Regions from separate parts of the Homo sapiens genome. Here region 2 is linked to region 1. Evidence: chromatin loops called from intact Hi-C (ENCODE). Cell type or tissue: heart right ventricle. All regions are shown on one strand. Region 1 overlaps SIL1 (SIL1 nucleotide exchange factor). Region 2 overlaps SIL1 (SIL1 nucleotide exchange factor).

Region 1 (2,500 bases):
GGAGTCTTTTAAAATATGACCAGCCACCCCTGTTCTCTTCTGTTTGCTGCTCAATTTGATATCAAGGGGTGCACGGAGAGACCTGAGGAGCCTCTTCTTTCTGGAGAGTAGGGTCTCTACATTGAAAATAGCATGTGTAGAAGCGTGATCCATTCATATAAAAAGTAAATGGGTAAAGATTTATATATAAATTTATATTGCACATATATTTTTAAATATGTGATATAAAAATCTGGGCCGGGCGTGATGGCTCATGCCTGTAGTCCTAGAACTTTGGGAGGCTGAGGCAGGAGGATCACTTGAGCCTGGAGTTTGAGACCAGCCTGGGCAACATAGTGGGACTTAGTCTCTACAATCACAACAACAAATTAGTCAAGGCTGGACACGGTGGCTCACACTTGTAGTCCCAGCATTCTGGGAGGCGGGAAGATCACTTGAGCCCAGAAGTTTGAGGGTAACATAGTGAGACCTCAGCTCTATATTAAAAAAAAATTTAGTCAGGTGCAGTGGCATATGTCTAGTCCCAGCTACATAGGAAGCTGCAACAGGAGGATCAGTTGAGCCTGGGAGCTCAGGGATGTAGTGAGCTGTGATCACACCACTGTACTCCAGCTTGGGTGACAGGGCGAGACCCTGTCTCAAAAGAAAAAAGAAAAAACTCTGCTCTTACCTCTGATGGTCTGAGAAACAGGGACTTTTCCTTTCTATTTTGCACTCTTCTATACTGCTTGATTTTTTTTTTCTTTACCATGAACTTACATGATTTATAATTATTTAAATTACTTATTATAAAATAAGACACAGAAGTTGCTGTTGGGTTTTCTGGCATGAGCCCTTTGGATTCTGTGTTTTAGCATTCATGATCATTCTCTGGGCCACTTTATTCTTACACAACCTTTTTTTTTTTTTTTTTTTTTTAAATACTTCAAGTTCTAGGGTACCTGTGCACAACGCGCAGGTTTGTTACATATGTTACACAACCTTTAATTGTATAAGGATAACCTTTAATTGGCTTGGGCTTGGGGGTGGACTCATCAGTTTGCCCAGATCCCTTCAGCCAGGTGGCAGGCAGGTGTCGCTCCTGCTGTACTGTAGGAATACTGTGGCCAGCCTCAGCTCCATGCTGGGACTGAACAAGGGCTTCTCTACCCCCATCACTGGGGCCTCAGCCCTGGGTTGTCCTCCCTTCTGCTCTTATTGCCCCTCTGTCCCCCTTGCCTGAGGACCCAGGACCCGTTTGTCCTGGACTTGGTGGACCCAGGGTTTTACCCTCATGTTACCCACATAGTCCTCTCTTTGCCTCTGGGGAGAAGGATTAAACTCTTGGTTCATGTACTATTTTGAGGTATTTGTCCAAGTTTAATAGTTGTGAAGGAAGAAAAAGGTTAGTTGCTGTTTGAACTGTTTCTCTGGGATTAACAAAAATTAGTTTGTGGCTCAAGAAAAATTGTGTGAGCTCAGTTTGTGGGGTGGGGTCATAGTTTCTGAGGTTCTCTCCAGGTTTGGCTGGTGCTTGGTTCCAGCCTGTGCTGAAGAAGGGCAGGGAACAAGTGGGAAGGAGGAGCTTTCTTGTCTCTGGGGCTCTTAACAGCTGTAGTAAATTGTGGCATGTGTGGAGCAGCAGCAGAGCCAGCCTGAGGAGCTCTGAGCCAGAGGGTTCACCCATGGGAAAGCTGCTTTTTAGCCCAGCTTGAGGTTCTTACATCTGGACCCAGCATGGCTGCGTTGAACCAGACCTTCAAATGTGGCTGTGAGTACCAGGCATGGCTAGAGCATTTAAGTACTCCACATGGGAGCTGAGCTTTGTCTTTCTGCATTTCTAGGGACAGGCTCAGTGGACAAGTAATGGTGGCAGAAAGAACTTGGTGACCAGATGTTGGCTAGCACCACTGCTTTCGGCGGGCCCCAGGTTGTTGGTGAAGTCAACGGAATCACTTAAGAATGTGCAGAGCTCAGGAACTGAAGCCTCATGATTCTCCTGCTGGATCTGGCTTCCAAAGGTCCCCATAACCCTTATCCCCAGCTGGCCTTGGAACAACGAGGCCTCCTATGTCTCAGCTCTCCCCAGGGACCCTACAGAGCTCATTCTGGGCTTTTGGAGGGTGTCATCTGTGTGGCCTGAAGGAGACCTGAGTTTTGGACACGCTTGAGAAGGGAAGCTGCTTTGATATTTAGCCAGAGAGATGACTGAGCCTGTTGGTTGGAGCCCAGTGAGGATGTTAGAAGAGTGTGCCGTGGGCCCTGGAGGTGAGGAAAGGCCAAGGACCTCTCTTCCTTCAAGCCAGGTTGTGGGGAGAGCCCCACTGTGAGCCCTTTGTGCTAGGCATTGAGCAAAGTGGCAGCTTTTGTGGTGCTGGGGATGTGGGAAGTTTTCTACTTTTGCAGCTATTATGCTGAGTTTCCCTCCCTCTCCAGGATGTAGGGGTATATTGGAATAGAGAGCTATCCTGTGAAACCATTGGTGTGAATGGGGAGCAACTCTGGGCTGAGCCTCATCCCC
Region 2 (2,500 bases), 160 kb before region 1:
CCCTCGCTGCTTTTGCTTATCCTATTCTTTGCTCAGAATTTTCTCTAATAATAGTAGTGAGAGCTATAAGCTTTATGAGCCCTCATTTTGTGTCAGGCACTGTGCTATATGCTCTATGTCATCTCATTTAATATAGACAGTCATACTAAATAGTTACTATCAAGTCCTCTTATAGATGAAGGGGTTGAAACTTGTAGAGGTTAAGCATCTGGCCCAAAGTCACACAGCTAGTAGGGGAGACTTGGCTCAAAATCCAGAGCCTGCATTCTTCCTATTACACTGTAGTGGGTTGGAAGGGAATGGAGCTTCTTGTAACCTTGGTTGTTATCAGACATGGGCTGATCACTCCCGGTACCTCAGGCAGGGTCAAGGATCAGGTATAAGGAGTAGGTCCCCTTGTCTGTATCTTGCTAGGAGCTTACAGTCTAGGACCTACTGGAAAGTACAGACTAGGACCTGAGTATTCCTCTGATTCATCTGGTCAACTGCTGGTATGCTTAGGCAAGCCCCATTCACCAAAGAAGACTCCGTCTTTGTCTGCCATGTAGAAATACTTCTGTCTTGTGTATTTTCTGCATGGAGGGGCGAGGTGTCAAGTTCTTGCCAGACAGTTGGGTGTGTGTATATACGTGGTGTGTGTGGTTGTGGTTTGTGTGTGTGTGTGTGTGTATATGTGTGTGTGTGCCTGGCACTGGGCTCCATGAAGGGGAGCAGGGATGCTTTTGCTTCGTGTATAGCTAGGAAGCTTGAGTGATAGGAGTTTAAGGGATCAAGTCACAAAGGAAGCCTGGCTGCAATCTGAGTCAAGGGATTTCTTCTTCCTGAATGCCTGTGCCTATGCCTTGGCTGGTCTGTGCCAAGGGCATTTAGTAATCAAGGTGCCTGTGTGTGGTATGTGTGTGTGTGCGCGTGTGTGTGGTGTGTGTTTGTGTGTGGTGCAGAAACTAGAACATGGTAGAGGTGGGTCTTTCCACAAGAGGGCCCCAGTAGGCTCATTTAAAAATTTCTGTCCTTTCTACATATGGCTAGCCAGTTTTCCCAGCACCCATTCAGAGGTGGGAATTGAACAATGAGAACACATGGACACAGGAAGGGGAACATCACACACCGGGGACTGTTGTGGGGTTGGGGGAGGGGGGAGGGATAGCATTAGGAGATATACCTAATGCTAAATGACGAGTTAATGGGTGCAGCACACCAACATTGCACATGCATACATATGTAACAAACCTGCACATTGTGCACATGTACCCTAAAACTTAAAGTATAATAATAATAAAATTAAAAAAAAAATTTCTGTCCTGACACAAAATGTGCCTTTTTATTTATACTGTTGCAGAACAAATAAAATGATGAGTCCAGTTTCTGTGGCTGATTTCACAGACCCCTCGAGAGACAGCACGGCTATGGAAAGAGCATGGCTTTGGGGCCAAACTGGCTTTGAATTCTGACTCTACTGCTCTGTGGCTGCATGAACTCTGGCACGTTACTTAACCTCTCTGAATTTTGGTCCCCTCATGGGTAAAATGAGCAGCATATTGGAACCACCTCAGAGGGTTGTCGTGAAGAGTAAATGAACTAATACTTTGCTTGCAACATGGAAAGTTCTCTATAAATGTTGACTATAATTATTATTTGACAGAATTAATTTTCCTCTGGGATGCCCAGATAGTATATTTGAATGCTGGGGGAAGGGGTGGCACTAGGGTATTTCTCTGTCTCCGCCATGGCGGAGTTATTATTACATTTCCACAAAGTGGAAGGACTAAAGCCTCCGGGCAGTCTGAGGCATGGCTGAGAGCCCAGAGAAGGTAGAATTGTGTCTGATGGGAGTTTCTTCTTAGAAATTTTACCTCCCTGCCCCCTCCTTCTGCTGGAGTGACTGATGCCCATCATTGTCCTGAGGTCATGTGTGTTGTGGGGTAGCTCTTCATCAATCATAGGAACTTATGTATGGTATTGAAGAATCCCTCTGTTGCACCCATGGAGGAATTTTTTTTTCTCTTTTCTCATTAAGACTTTAGTGAAATGTTGAAAAATCACATTTAGAAATGTGGCCTCAAATCTTCAAAATTTAGTGGACCCATTGAGCCTTTTGGAGTGGCCTACCCTTGTGCCTCTATGTCTTCATCTGTGGACACTCTTTTGAAGGGCCCTCTGACTGCCTCATTGCCAAATCCAGTGACTGATCTCCTGACATTGTTGCCTACAACTGGATTTTCTCAGGATTCTCCACTCTTTTGACCTGTGTAGGTCTGCACTAATCATGTGGCTGCTCCTCTGGTTTCCTTGCTTGCTCCCTTTTCCTAACGTGCAGCCATGAGTTGAAGACTATGCTTGGTCCGCTGTCCTTTTCTCTCTAAGGTTTCTCCCTAGAAAGATAGTCGCTCTGCTCCTGTTGCTTTGATGATCACCTCTGTGTTGATAGCACTGAAACTCTTGCCCTGCCTTAGCCCTGTCTACCTCTTCGTCTTCAACAGGTATGAGGTTGCCACAGCCT

What was found. Hi-C counts contacts between places; a loop is a spot of excess contacts. Peaks named below come from ENCODE experiments on the same cell type or tissue, not always from the same donor. Only the 100,000 strongest peaks of a DNase experiment are listed, where the experiment ranks them.
Region 2: a loop joins it to region 1, with 1.9 times the contacts of the local background. A loop is called at or near these places in 5 of 110 quality-filtered maps.

Annotation. Positions count from the first base shown.
Region 1 is chr5:138,971,620-138,974,119 of GRCh38, reverse strand. The region is part of intron 7 of SIL1 (SIL1 nucleotide exchange factor); the gene reads left to right. LOC124901079 (a long non-coding RNA gene) reads right to left here. Exons shown (of 2, transcript XR_007058954.1): 2 at 1-2,500. Among named protein-coding and RNA genes, the nearest start is that of LRRTM2, 98 kb to the right of the region's middle. In heart right ventricle, a CTCF peak has its summit at 1,047; a DNase peak (open chromatin) is centred at 1,664; H3K27ac peaks cover 2,500 bases.
Region 2 is chr5:139,136,314-139,138,813 of GRCh38, reverse strand. All of the region lies in intron 1 of SIL1 (SIL1 nucleotide exchange factor), which reads left to right. Among named protein-coding and RNA genes, the nearest start is that of SIL1, 61 kb to the left of the region's middle. In heart right ventricle, a CTCF peak has its summit at 984 (motif pointing right); no DNase peak of the experiment used is centred here; H3K27ac peaks cover 615 bases.